Regions from separate parts of the Homo sapiens genome. Here regions 2 and 3 are each linked to region 1. The links are chromatin contacts, found by Hi-C or POLR2A ChIA-PET in ENCODE. All regions are on one chromosome and are shown on one strand. Each heading gives the region's core, a stretch centred on a gene start or an enhancer-like site at or near the end of the contact. The rest is flanking DNA. Distances are from core to core; before and after follow the strand shown. Region 1 has its middle 21 kb from the start of HLA-DOA. Region 2 has its middle 21 kb from the start of HLA-DRB1. Region 3 has its middle 24 kb from the start of HLA-DQB1.

Evidence for each region. A loop is a pair of places that touch in the nucleus more often than their neighbours do. ChIA-PET counts read pairs that join two places held with the same protein, here RNA polymerase II (POLR2A). Pooled maps may share reads with other maps.
Region 2: a map with no recorded cell type shows a loop between it and region 1 (9-fold over the local background). The contact joins two enhancer-like sites. A Hi-C loop is called at or near these places in 5 of 37 single-sample maps with no recorded cell type and 2 of 50 pooled maps.
Region 3: a loop to region 1 is called in a map with no recorded cell type, with 3 times the contacts of the local background. The contact joins two enhancer-like sites. A Hi-C loop is called at or near these places in 1 of 37 single-sample maps with no recorded cell type and 2 of 50 pooled maps. POLR2A ChIA-PET finds 5 or more read pairs at or near these places in 1 of 52 experiments (activated T-cell).

The regions. Positions count from the first base shown.
Region 1 is chr6:33,028,206-33,033,131 of GRCh38, forward strand. No RefSeq gene overlaps it. Among named protein-coding and RNA genes, the nearest start is that of HLA-DOA, 21 kb to the left of the region's middle. Within about 2 kb of position 1,251, at least 18 of the 41 ENCODE cell types and tissues checked have a DNase peak (open chromatin) inside an H3K27ac peak, as active enhancers do.
Region 2 is chr6:32,607,995-32,612,920 of GRCh38, forward strand. No RefSeq gene overlaps it. Among named protein-coding and RNA genes, the nearest start is that of HLA-DRB1, 21 kb to the left of the region's middle. Within about 2 kb of position 2,302, at least 10 of the 41 ENCODE cell types and tissues checked have a DNase peak (open chromatin) inside an H3K27ac peak, as active enhancers do.
Region 3 is chr6:32,688,446-32,693,371 of GRCh38, forward strand. No RefSeq gene overlaps it. Among named protein-coding and RNA genes, the nearest start is that of HLA-DQB1, 24 kb to the left of the region's middle. Within about 2 kb of position 1,251, at least 2 of the 41 ENCODE cell types and tissues checked have a DNase peak (open chromatin) inside an H3K27ac peak, as active enhancers do.

The DNA.
Region 1 (4,926 bases), core at 1-2,500:
ACACCAAACATTGATTCATCAAGGAGTCTTACCACTTTACTATACTTCCATTTCAACTCACACTCAAATTCATCACTGATAATGTCTACTTTATAAAATATTCCTTCAAAGCAGCCATTGGCCTAATCCCCAGATGATGCCATTGATCCATGACAATAGGGAGAATAATGTCTCCATCATTACTTTCTTCTCATAGTCTTTTAATTCCTTATACAGAGGCTAGTTTCAACTGCAGAAGTAACATGGGGTCCTTTGTCTATCAAACACTCCCCTTGTAACATTCATATCTGCTCTGGGACAGAAATCTGTCCTTTGGACACCAGAGTAGGAGGTTTAAGAAAGGCCAAACGTTGATACAATCCAACTGATGTAGAGTGATAAGGAAGGCAGTCAGGCAGCATGAGGAAGTGGGAGGATGGGAGTTACAGAGAATTTCTGATGTAGACAATGAGCTTCTTTTCTTTTTCTTAAGGGATTTCCACAATCCTCCACTTTGTGGTATTGGGGACAGTGGTAATGACAGGGTGGGAAGGGCAGAAGAGGCTTATTTCAAGAGGAAGCAGTAAAAGGTGGGCCTGTGAGGACCTGTTTAGCAGGCTTTAACATCCTATGTACAAGTCCTTATCTTTTGAAGTGCTCTCCTGATCCAGGCCCTGCTTATCATTATTCACAAATTTCAGTGTCTGAAATAATCCAGAAGGTGGACAATCAGACATCCACAGATTAATTGATGATTTATACTTATTCTCCCTCTCTCCCCACTCTCTCTCCCTTTCTCTTCTCTCTCTCCTCCTCTCCCTCCCCTCCCTCCCTCCCCCTCTCTCCTTCTCCATCTCTCCCTCTCCATCTCTCCCTCTTCATCTCTTCCTCCCCTTCCCTCCCCTCCCCTCTCCCTCTTCATCTCTTCCTCCCCTTCCCTCCCCTCCCCTCTCCTTTCTGTCTCTCTCAGCTCCAAAAAAGAATGATACAGAGATGCATAACACTCCTCTCTCTCCCATCTGAAAATTTAGGGATGGGGTGGGGTCCTAAGAAGCTAGCCTTAGAATCTCTTCCTCTTACTGTGGTTTCCTTAACCCTCCATCATCTCATAACTAATGATAAGTCTGAAAATGAGCTTCCGTATTAATTCTCATTATTCTGACAACAGACTCTAGAATCCAGCCATATTCTACTGTTTGGAGCCAGCCAGGGACTTTCCAAGTATTCACAGTGAAACACTGGCTTCCATGCCTGGGTCTCCCCACCCACTGCCTCTGCACTTGGTGCCTTTGAACCTCTCTTGTTCCTCTTGCCCTTGCTACTTCTGTATAGATCACAAGCTCCCTCCACACAGCTTCAGTTACACACATCCGTGCAGCAGGACCTTCTCAGGGGCTTAGTCTGCCAGAAACTAGTGACACTGCCTTTCACCCACTTTTTATTGGATAGAGAGAAATGTTACCAGAATTTCCCAGGAAAAGAGCTTCTTTGAAGTCTCTACATGCATTCAGATAAATCCTTTCCCCTGATATTTTCCCTCCATCCCCCTCCTCACAGCCCTGTTCAGAAGCCTGAACATGTCATGATGGCTGGGGCCTCAAATCCAGGGGACAATATGAGGTGAAGGTGAGCAAGGAGACAGTCTACAAAGAGGCCGTGGAAGCTGTCGGGGAAGGAGAATGTTCAAGTAGCACAGGCAATCAAACACTTCCTATTGCTCCAGGTGCCAAAGCAGGAATGAAAACCTGTCCCCTCTGTTGAATACTCTTCTTCTTCACTCCTAAAACTACACACCTGATGTTAGTCGTCAGCCCTCTTCTTATCACTCTACACCTGCTGCTCTGGAGAACTCATCCAGGCCTGTGGCTCCCTGCACGTCTACACTAGTAACCTCTGAATCCACGGTCTCCAGCACTCCCTCCTGCTCCCATCCCCAGGTGGCAGTCAGGTGCCTGCACTTGGCTATCTCAACATCAACATCACCCCAACACCTGTTTTTTCATGCATTCAAGGGAGATTTTTTTTCTCCCCAAGTTTCTTTCACCTTCCCTTTGGGGTTCCTGGAATAAATAATACAAAACTTGAGGTTCTCTTGTGATGCTGTTTGGAGTCGAGAGAGAGACAGAGAGAGAGAGATACCCCCAGGAGGGAGTTGTCCCGATTCTTTTCCATCACTCGGGAGCTAGCCCTACATCTAGTCTTACTGTTTGGAGCCTTATAAAAAGATCTCATGAGCAGCCCCCTGGGAATAGCATGTCTTTGTTCTCTGAGAGGCAATGATTTTTATCTGGACCCCACATAACTTTTCCCCAGAGAGCATCACAGTAAAAGCACATGTTTATCTTCTCTCCTTAACTTCTGACATCCTTAAATCCCAAGGAAGGGTATGGAGGGAGACAGATTGATGATTCTGTGTATTTGGGTAAACCAGGTTCCTGGCTAAAATCACTTAGTCAAAAATGCCAAGCATGGTCAAGGGAGAAGGGTTAGAGAGTCTAAAAGAATGAAATTTGGAGACAGGTAAACTTGAAATTTATTCTTTCCTTCACCTATTATTGTGTATGTGATTTGGGGTCATATTCTTAACTATAACTACCTATTGCCTCATCTTAGAATAAGGATAAATAATATCTATGTTGAAACACTGCTGTGAGCATTAGTGCTCAATAACTATTACTACTGTACTAATGCAGGTTCTTGATTTTAAACAATAGAATGCAAACTTGAATAATTAAGCAGAAAAGGCATTTATTGGAAAGGAACTAAATAGCTCATAGAGGATATGACAAAGGCAGGAGTTCTTCATAGTTGATATTGTATCTCCGTGCATTGAATCAGGAGACACATGATGTTGATTTGTTCTGTTATCAGTGATGCTAATTTTGACTACTTGATTTTAGTGGTAACTGACAGATTTTTTCAACCATAAAGTTACTATTTTCATTGCTTGATTTTCGTATATTAAACTTACCCTGTGATGCTAATTTTGACTACTTGATTTTAGTGGTAACTGACAGATTTTTCAACCATAAGTTACTATTTTCATTGCTTGATTTTCATATATTAAACTTACCCTATGTTCATAGAATAAACTCAACTTGGTCATTATTTTACCTAGTGTTATATTTAATTGACTAATAGATCTTTTAGGAGTTTTGTATCTGTGTTTAAAAATGAGATGAGCCTTACTTTTGCTTTTTTGTTTTTGTTTTTGCTTCATGCTTATGAGGATTTGGCATATTGCTGCATGAGTTGAGAAATGTTCCTTTATTCCCCCGTCTTTTGGAATCGCTTGTGTAAGGTTAGCAAATGCCTTCACTGAATATTTAGAAGAATTCACCCAATAAGATCATCTTTGCCTACAGATTTCTTTGTGGAAAGTTTTGTAATTACCAACTCAATTTCTTTAATAGATACAGGATTATGAAAATTTTTCTATTATTTCTTGAGTTCATTTTAGTAAGTGGTGTTTTCTAGAATATGTCTATTTCATCTAGCTTTTCAAATTTGTCAGCATAAAGTTATTTATAATATTTTCTATTGTAATTTTAATGTCTACAGGACCCATAATGACAGTACCTTTTTCATTCCTGATATTGGAATTTCATGCCTTCTGTCTTGTTTTAAAATCTTCCACAGTCTTGCTAAAATTTTATCAATCCTATTAGTCTTTTCAAAGAAACAAGCCTTTAGTGTTGTTGATGTTTTTCTACTGTATTATTATTTCCTATCAAATTATTTTCTTCTTTTATGTATATAATTCCCTTACTTTTACTTTTCTTGGGTTAAATTTGACATTCTTTTTCTAAGTATATGATTGATTTTCAGTATTTCTTTCTTTCCAATTAATTATATGCACTTAAGGTTGCATATAATTTTTGTCTAGACCTGACTTCAGCTTCATCTTATGTTATAATATTTTGTAATGCAAGTATAATTTGCAATATTTTCAATTTTCTTTCTTCCTTCCTTCTTTTCTTTTTCTTTCCTTTCCTTTTCTTTTCTTTCAAGACAGGGTCTCACTCTGTTGCCCTGGCTGGAGTGCAGTGGTGCTGTCATATCTCACTGCAGCCTTGGACTCCTGGGCTCAAGTGATCCTCCCACCTCAGCCTCCTAAGAAGCTAGGACCTCAGGCATGCAGCACCACACCAGCTAACTTATATTTTATTTTTCGTAGAGATAGGATCTCATCATGTGGTCCAGGCTGGTTTTGAACTTCCTAGGCTCAAGCAATCCTCTTGCCTTAGCCTCCCAAAGTACTGGGATTACAGGCATGAGCCACCACACCCAACTGATATTTTCAATTTTTTATTGTCAGGGATCTGATAATAATTAGATTTAATCTCTGATTATCTTCTTTGATCTATGGATTATTTTAATTTGTATTTCTTAATTTCTAAACTCTTCAAAATTTTTTGGTTATCTTTCTGTAATTGATCTCTAGCTCTGTTCTATTTTTGTCAAAGAACATTATAAAAGATAAAATACTTTGAAATATTGTATTCTTTTTCATTGTTTTAGTAGTTATGTTTTTCGAGAAATTTGTCTTTTTTTTTTTTGACAGGTTGCTATGTTGCCCAGGCTACAGTGCACGATAACCCCATACTCCTGGGTTCAGGCAATCCTCCTGCCTCAACTTCCCTAGTAGCTGGTACTACAGATGTGTGCCACCCTGCCCAGCACAAAATGTGTCCATTTTATCTAGATTATCTAATTGTTGGCACGCAATTGTACACAGTATTCCCTTATATTGTTTTTCATTTCTGTAAAGTGGTAGAAAGGTCTCATCTTTTATTCCTGATTTGAGTAATTCAATTCCTTTCTTTTTTTTCTTACTCAATCTAGCTAAAGTTTCCTCAGTTTTGATTCTTTAAAAGCAAAAACTTAGTTTTGTTGATTTTCTCTATCTTTTTCTATTTCCTAGTTCATTTATTCCCATTCTAACAT
Region 2 (4,926 bases), core at 1,052-3,551, 420 kb before region 1:
GAAAATGTGGAATTTTTTTAGACCTCTTTTCGTCTTTCAGAGATAGCATCCAAAGACTGAGTTCTCAAACCCCCAGGGTGATTATCTATCCTGGTTCCCAGGCTCTGTGCTTTAAGATGAAGCAGGTCAGTTTTCTGGACAAAGGGACTTTATGAAAACCTCCATTACTTATCAGTTTTCTTCCTATGCAACCACTGAGTGAAGTAACATCATTTGTCTCCAGCAAATAACACTACTTCAATAGTCCTAGCATTAGTCTGGTTTCGAGACCCTGTGAAAAGGTGGAGTAGGGGCAAATTATTAGCTATGTGATGTGAGAAAGATATAATATCTGAAATTTGTAGAAAGAAACAGGTGATAGCTGTGTGGATTGCCAAGAATTCTCCCCTTTTCTAGTACGATCAATCATGCTTAATGAATGTAGAGCGTGAATCAGGATACTTGTTCTTTTTCAGACATAGGTGGAAAGTCCCTGTCCAGGACTAAATGAAAAGAAAATTGCTGTAATGCTGGATCTCATCACTAGTAGAAAACTAAAATCTGTGGTAGGGACAAAATTGAAAGGAAAGGAGAAAGAGATTGATTAAGGGTCATCTCCCCACCTGCTGGTTATAAGAAGAACGTGCAGGGACAATGATGGAAAAGAGAATCAATAGTTCCAGGGTCTCTTTAGCCATTTTTCAATTATCTCATTTAATCTTTATAATAACTCTGAAAATAACCTTTTGTACCCCTTTTGGAGGTGATGGTAGAAACATGGGAATTATATCCTGACTTGAAAAAGATAACGTTTATTCCTTTGGGGTAACATTAAAAAGTTAATGCTGCTGCAATTGTGCAAATCATTCTTCAAGGTTATGCGTTATTAGGATAAATAGGATCTGCAGATCTTGTTTCCTAGGAGTTCAAAGCCAATGTAAACTTGCTGTAATACACTGCAACAAGTGCTGCAATCGATTCGTTTATAAAATACAATAAGAGCACAAATTTGTTGGTTTTCAAACATGAGCCAAATTGTTAAAACAGTTTACACACTGGCCGGGCACGGTGGCTCACGACTGTAATCCCGGCACTCTGGGAGGCAGAGACAGGTGGATCACCGGAGGTCAGGAGTTCAAGACCAGCCTGGCCAACATGGCGAAACCCAGTCTTTACTAAAAATACAAAAATTAGCTGGGTGTGGTGGCACATGCCTGTAGTCCCAGCTACTTGGGAGGCTAAGGCAGGAGAATTGCTTGAACCCGGGAGGCAGATGTTGCAGTGGGCTGAGATCTCGCCACTGCACTCCAGCCTGGGTGACAGAGCGAGACTCTGTCTCTAAAATAATAATAATAATAAAAAAATGTTTTACACACCTACATGAACCTTAAAAATTAAAGATTGGAGCTATGTGTATGAGATAGTAACACTCATTAAAAAGGGCAAGTTTTGGTTAATTAAGACAGTAGGAGGCGTAGAGAAAATATAATGAAACGATATGTAAGGGAAACGAAGGATGAAAGATGCAGGCAGGGAGAGGAGTACTGTCTGATGGGAGTGAAGATTCTTCCTTCAGGAATGGAAGGGGATGCACAGAGTGAAGCCACCCAACAAAAACAAGACTTGTATAGCTATAGATGGAAGGGAAATCAACCAGGAAATTATTTTGGAAATCCCAGTGTAGTTACAAGTCTAGGAAGTAATAGTTAGAATGAAGAGTTTGTATTTACTGAGCACTAATATTCTCATAATCATGCTAGGAAATATCACTTGATAAAGATAGAAAGATGAGTCGTTTAAGAAGGAATACATGTCTCTTTTCAGAGGCAGTACCCGCAGGCAGTTCTCAAACCCAGAATCTGCCTCATCAGTCTCAGTTCAGGTTACTTCGTTTCAGGGAAGGCATTCCAGCTTCTTGCACTAGGCATTTCAAGAAAGAAAAGCATTCCTGGAAATCCCCAATCGGTCACAGGCATGTTTCTCCAACCAATAGGAATAGAGAATGAGGCAGCATCACTTGTCTCCAGCAGATACATCTGCTAAGAAGGTCTGATCTGATCCCAGGTCTTGGGGAGGAGGCAGGGAAGGAGCAGGATGACTCATGAGTGGTGAGAAGAATGGCTGACGATGTAGTTTCATGGAAAGAAATAAGATACCCCATGTGGAGAGACAAGATACCATATTTTGTAGTTGTGAAGCAGAGTAAAGACTGAGACTCTTAGTACTTAGTATTGGTGGGGGAGAAGAGGTTACCTGATATTTTTCATGCCTCTGTGGGAAGTCCCTGGTCAGTTTTAAAAGGGAAGGGCATGACTATGACGCTGGATTCTCCCTGCTAGTGATGCATGAGCACCTGTGGTGAACGAGATGGAAATGATGAAGAAGCCCATGATCCCACCTGCTGATTGTCATAGGACAATTTGAGGGAAAGTCACATTATCATGTGCTGATTATTTTGCTCTAGCAAAGTAGTACTTCCAGGTGTATTATCTCAATTAATCATTATTTTTGTTAACTGCTGAATGTTCAGTTCCAGGCACTCAATAAATATTTGTAAAATTAATAAATACATAAGTAGGTTACTAAGAATTAGCAATTTTAAGAGACCACTAAGAATTCGTGATTTTAAAGAGTGATTTTAAGAAATTGTAGTGATTTAAGAGATAATTATGAGGATTAAAATCCCGTTCTGCCTAAATTCAAAGCCCAGGAATTAAAATTATTAGTTTATTTGAGATCAGCAGGGTATCTAAAGTAAAATTCCAATACCCCTCTCATACAAAGTCATATTTTACTTTATCAGAGCTCCTTGGGGTTCAGTTAGTGAATATAGTTACATAGTAGAATGGGAATAAAAACACTGTATTCATGGTCATGAGGTCAGAATTCTGGCACCCAACCCACACCTTGGTCAAGTAATTTACTCTTTTGAGTGTCTGTTTCTTCATCACTAAAATTAAAGGGTTGAATTGCATGATCTCTCAAGTTAATACTTAACTCATTCCCGGACCATGATAAATACTAAAAAACATTTCATTTTTATTTCACTGTCATTAGTCATTTCAGTCACTGAAAATACAGTTCACACTGTAAACCAAAAATAAAATTTAAGCCCTTCAACCAACTAAATGGGCTCTTCTGCTTGGCCAAGGACATTTTAAAGTAAACTTGAAACACTAGTTCAGGTCACGATGGGAAGGGGAGGTTGGACTTGCATCATTATACCTTCCTCCCTCTAGAATCGAGGCACATTTGACCCTCATTAACACTAGAACAAAGACCTTGAGACTGACAAAACAGACTCTTTGTAGCAATAAGACACCAACGCAACAGATAGCATGCCCTGAAAGAAATCAAAGTATTTTATCACAAAATATAATTTGACATATTTTGAAATGGCCCTGCAAAGCTGTCTCTTGTGGGGAAAATCTACATTCTGTAGAAAATCTTCTTTCCTTTCGAGGTCTTTCCCTTGATCCAGGAGAGAATTATCTAAGCATCTGGCACTTTCTTTCTTTCTTTCTTTCTTTTTTGAGACAGAGTCTCACTCTGTCGCCCAGGCTGGAGTGCAGTGGCGCAATCTCGGCTCACTGCAACCTCTGCCACCTCCTGGGCTCTAAATGATTCTCCTGCCTCAGCCTCCCTAGTAGCTGGAATTACAGGCGCTCACCACCATGCCCGGCTAATTTTGTATTTTTAGGAGAGATGGGGGTTTCACCTTGTTGGCCAAACTGGTCTTGAACTCCTGACCTCAGGTGATCCACAGCCCTGGCCTCCCAATTCTGGGATTACAGGCGTGAGCCACCACGCCTGGCCCATCTGGCACCTTTTTAAGTTTGATAAGAAACATTTACAATCTAGTCTGTCTGAAGCCTGCTACTTGGAGGCTTCATCCGCATGATAAATAACAACCTTAGTCTCCACAACCTCTTATCTTAACCTAGACACTTCCTTCTATTGAATCCACATCTTTAGATAAATTCTCAAACAATTGCCAACCAGAAAATCTTTGAATCCATCTGTGACCTGGAAGCCCCTACTTCAAGTTGTCTCCTTTCTGGACCAAACCAATGTACATCTTATATGTATTGATTGATGTCTTATGTCTCCCTAAAATGTGTAAAACCAAGCTGTAGCCCAACCACCTTGGGCACGTTCTCAGGATCTTCTAGAACTGTGCCAGAGGCCATTGGTCACTCACATTTGGCTCAAAATAAATCTCTTCAAATATTTTACAGAGTTTGACTCTTTTTGTCGACAACTTAATGCGGGGGTTAGGGACACCAATGCCCAACACAGTCAAAAATCTTCATATAACTTTTGACTCCCTAAAAACTACCAATAGCCTACTGTTGACCAGAAGTTTTACCAATAACATAAACAGTCTAGTCATACATATTTGTATGCTATATTTATTATATACTATATTCTTATAATAAAATGAGCTAGCAAAAAGGAAATATTAAGAAAATAATAAAGAAAAGAAAATACATTTACAGTACTGTACTGTGTTTATCGATACTGTAAGTTTACATGACCTGGTTTACAAGACAAACCATGTGTCTAAAATCATGAAGAACCGCAGCTGCAGACCCACTCTATGGTACATATCAAAGAATTCAACTTTTTCCTGTAATGCCAGGACTTTTCTCTGCTCCTTAGGAGCACTTCAGCATCACTAGTGGCACTTTGTGTGGATCCCATGGTGTTATTCAAGGTTTACAACATAACGCTAAACATGAAAAATATACGAGAAACATAAGAGATCACTTTTTACTGCAATACACAATTTATGATGATTAGCATCAGGAGGCATTTTACGCACATACTTGCAACACTCGGACTTACCACAGCAGCAACAGAAGGTGGCTATGAAGTTATTACAGCAATGTCCTATGTATTATAGTTATTCAATGCAGTTGTGACTCAATACTGTATCTTTATGTT
Region 3 (4,926 bases), core at 1-2,500, 340 kb before region 1:
AGGGTATGGTGGTATGCACCTTAGTCCCAGCTACTCAGGAGACTGAGGCAGGAGAATCGCTTGAACCTGAGAGGTGGAGGTTGCAGTGAGCTGAGATCGCACCACTGCATTTCAGCCTGGGCTATTAAGCAAGACTCTGTTTCAAAAAAAATTAAAATTAAAATTAAAATTAATGTAATAGGTGCTGGTGAATCTACCAGTTCACATAGATGAGAACATAGACAATAACTTTATAATATATTCAAGTCTATTAGGTCAAGCTTACTAATTGTGTTGTTTAGATCTTTTATATCCTACTTTTGCCTTCTTGACTTATAAAGAACCCAGAAACATATATTAAAATATCATACTATAAATGGTAGATTTATTGCTTTCTACCTAAATAGTATATCAATTTTGATTCATGTCTTTGAGGATATTTTATTAGATGCACCTATATTTATAGTTGCTATGTTTTCCTTTTCTTTTCTTTCTTTTTTTAGACAAAGTCTGGCTCTATCGCCCAGGCTGGAGTGCAGTGGTGCAATCTCGGCTCACTGCAACCTACACCTCCTGGACTCAAGCCATCCTCCCACCTCTGCCTTCCAAGTAGCTGGGATTACAGACACGCGCCACCATGCCCAGCTAATTTTTGTTTTTTGCAGAGACAGGTTTTAGCCATGTTGCCTAGACTGGTCTTGAAATCATAAGCTCAAGCGGTCCACCTGCCTCAGCCTCCCAAAGTGCTGGGATTACAGGTGTGAGCCCCTGTGCCCAGCCTTTGTTTTCCTTGACTAGGTGAATGTTTATCATTATATCAGTCTTTCTGTCCTACGATATCTTTTTCCTTAAAATTTGTTTTTGACATTAATAAATAAACACCATTTCTTAGAATTAGTTTTTGCATAATATGTCCTTTCTATGTTTTACACTTAATCTCTGAAATGACTTTTATGCTTTAGGTATGTGTCTTGTAAACAGTATAACCTGAATTTATGTTTTTGCATTCAATTTGTCAGTCTCTGTCTTCTGGTCACAAGTTTAGTCTATTTGCAGTTACTAAAATTAATGAGATGTGTGGACTTTATATTATAATATTTTTCACTTTAATCTTTCCCATGATTTTACTGACTTTTTTATCCTGTTGTCACATGTCTAGAACCCATTCTAACGTGTATCAGGCCTGGGTATGCTGCCTGGAAGGTGGATGTATTTTGCCTCCTACTTTGGGATGTGTTTTCAGTCTCTGTTAAGGTTTTGGTTGCTCATTTCTGGCATCCCCTTCACACAGGAAATACCCAGATTCAGCCATTTGCAGATTTTGAAACATTGTTCTGGTTCGCTGCATATGGCCTGTCTCTGGACTCAACTCAACATCCCATGTCCTCGCTCAGACTATATAACTCTAGACCCAGCCTGTTAATATGGACTGCTTGTATTTTTTCAGAGAAACCTCTAAAAGAAATTATCAATTTCTTCAAAACATTAACTTGATAGGTTCTTTTTAAATCAAGTAATCTGTTGAAAAAAAAATTATATGGGTGCTCTAAACTATATCCCCTGGATAATCTAACCTGTAAATAGTTTGAACAGTTATCTTTTACAGCCAGAATAACAATACTAGTTAATACCAGAGGACTAATCTATGGGTAGCTCGTTTCAAAATTTACTCTGAGAGCTTAAAAGAAAATATATTTTGTAGGGAAACAAAGCATATTTTTCCAAGATCCAGTCAGTAGTGAAGGCATCTTAATAGTATCCAGGATCCTCACATGTGAAGAAAAGTGAACTAGGTAACAAATGAGAAGACTTACATACGCTTAGTTCTTGCAGGAGGAAAGGAACTATCTGGGTATGGAAAAGGTTACTAGGCAAGATTGTGATTGAAGAGAAAGGATAATGATAAAGGGGCTTTGCAGAAGCTCTGGTTAGAAGAAATAACTAATAGTAATGAATATGTATCTCTCCAACCAATGAGAAGCATATGATGAGGCAGAGTCACTTGTCTCTGGCAGTCCAAGCTACTAAGAAGCACAAATAAAATATATAGTAGCAGGGGGAGATGGGAAGGGTGAGAGAATGTAGGATAAATTACCATTCAAACTGCCGGTAGAAATATAAAATTGTAAGGAATAAATTCCACAAAAAAATACAGTGTTTTAATTACAAAAATTTACCATGCAGCATAAAGACATAAATGATTTAAGAAACATGACATGTTCAGAGATGGGAGTGTAATTTTGGGCTTGTATTTTCAAACAAAATTCATATGACAATGAGAATTCAAACAGTTTAGATTATTAAAATTAAATTTAATGAAGTTGGTAGCTATATTCTGGTTATGTACAAGAATGTATCCTTTTCTTAGGAAATACACACTGAAGTACTTAAGGATAAAGAGTTCTGATGAGTGCAATTTCAGGAAAAAAAATATATAAGTACAAAATACTATTCTTATTGCAAGTTTTCTTTAAGTTTACTTTTTTATTTTTTTTTTTTGAGCAGAATAGTTGTCCAGGTGCAGTGGCTGACTTATTTATTTATTTATTATTTTTTTAATATATATGTTTTATTATACTTTAAGTTCTAGGGTACATGTACACAACGTGCAGGTTTGTTACATATGTATACATGTGCCATGTTGGTGTGCTGCACCCATTAACTCATCATTTACATTAAGTATATCTCCTAATGCTATCCCTCCCTCCTCCCCCCTCCCCACAACAGGCCCCCATGTGTGTGATGTTCCCCTTCCTGTGTCCAAGTGTTCTCATTGTTCTTTTTTACAAACTAAAATGAAAAAATCTACATGAGGCTATAAAAATATTACCTCTATAAAATAAAAACAAAATGGAATGTAAAAAGAGACTGGACACACCATAATGTGAAGATTCTCCTTTTTTGTGTACTCATATATCCAAAAAGGAAACTTTCCATTTTGTAGTTGGGAAGTAGAGCCAAGATGTAGGAGTAGGAGGGGAGTTGAGAACCAACAATTCAGTAAAAATGCTTTCAGTCAATTCCCATCTGTACTCAAAAAAAAAAAAAAATTTTTTTTTTTGAGACAAAGTCTTGCTTTTGTCCCCCAGGCTGGAGTGCAATGGCTTGATCTCAGCTCACTGCAACCTCCGCCTCTTGGGTTCAAGCGATTCTCCTTCCTCAGCCTCCCGAGTAGCTAGGATTACAGGCACCTGCCACCATGCTTGGCTAATTTTTGTATTTTTAGTAGAGACGGGGTTTCACCATGTGGCCAGGCTGGTCTCGAACTCCTGACCTCAGGTGATCTGCCCTCCTCGGCCTCCCAAAGTGCTGGGATTACAGGTGTGAGCCACTGCACCTGGCCTCAAAATTTAAATAATTAGGTAACAAACTATGACACAATTATATACAGTCCTTCAAAACAATGTTTTAGAAAGATATTTAATGACAAAATAGAGTTGTTTACCATATGTTAAATTTAAAAGGAGTTACAAATTAGCACATTCACTGTGATCTAAAACCTCTAAATCTGTTTATGTTTTTATTTATATCTACATTTATAGCTTTGAAGCCCTCCCAATATCAACTGTCACCCAAGGTTCTAAAATACAATAAAAGTGATCTTGTTTTCTTCTGTTCTTGGTTATAATTCTAAGATGGTCTGACAAGTCTATTGTGATTGACTTTAAAAATACAGATGTTAAATGAAATCTGTATGTGGAACTATTGGTCTCAATGATATATGCAACTCTGGAAGTTGGGTACTCAGCTTTATCTAATCTCTCCCTTTGCTCACCTCCACCAGGCTTGCAACGCCCTCTACAGTCCAGGCAACAGGTACATGGTTTTCAATCCCATTTGAACTGCTTCTGGGTCTCCCTATGTTGCCTAGGCTGGTTTCATACTCCTGAGCTCAAGCAATCCTCCCACCTTGGCCTCTCAAATTGCTCAAGCATCTTCTCTGAACCCAGTTGAATAAAACTGGAAATTAATAAGAAGAGAAATTTGGGAAACTATAAAAATACATGGAAATTAAACAATATGCTCCTGAATGACCAGTGGGTCAATGAAGAAATTAAGAGGGAAATTGAAACATTTATTGAAACAAATGACAATGAAAACACAACATACCAAAACCCATGGGATACAGCAAAAGCAGTAATAAGGAGGAAGTTTATAGCTATAAGTGCCTACATCAGAAAAGGAGAAACTTTAAATTAGCAATCTAATGATGCATCTTAAAAACTAGAAAAGCAAGAGGAAACCAAAGCAAAAATTAGTTGAAGAAAAGAAAAAGTAAAGATCAGAGTGGAAATAAATGAAATTGAAAAAAATACAAAAGATCTATGAAACAAAAATTTGCTTTTTTGAAAAGTTAAACAAAATTGACAAACCTTTAGCAAGACAAACTAAGAAAAAAAGAGAGAAGATCCAGATAAATAAAATCATAAATGGAAAAGGAGACATTACAACTGATACTGCAGAAATTCAAAGGATCATTAGTGGCTACTATGAGCAACTATATGCTATAAATTGGAAAACCTAGAAGAAATGGACAAAGTCCTAGACACATGCAACCTACCAAGATTAAAACAGGAAATAACTCAAAACCTAAAAAGATCAATAACAACAAGATCAAAGTCACAATAAACAGTCTACCAGTAAATAAATTCCAGGACCTGATGACTTCACTGCTGAATGCTACCAAACATTCAAAGAAGAACTAATACCAATCCTACTCAAATTATTCCAAAAAATAGAGAAGGAGGGAATACTTCTACAAGTATTTTATGAGGGAATACTTCTAAACTCATTCTATGAGCCCAGTATTACCTTGATACCAAAACCAGACAAAGACACATAAAAAAAACCTGTAGGCCAATATCTCTGATGAATATTGATGCAAAAATCCTCAACAAAATATTAGTAAACTGAATTAAACAATACATCAGAAAGATCACTCATAAC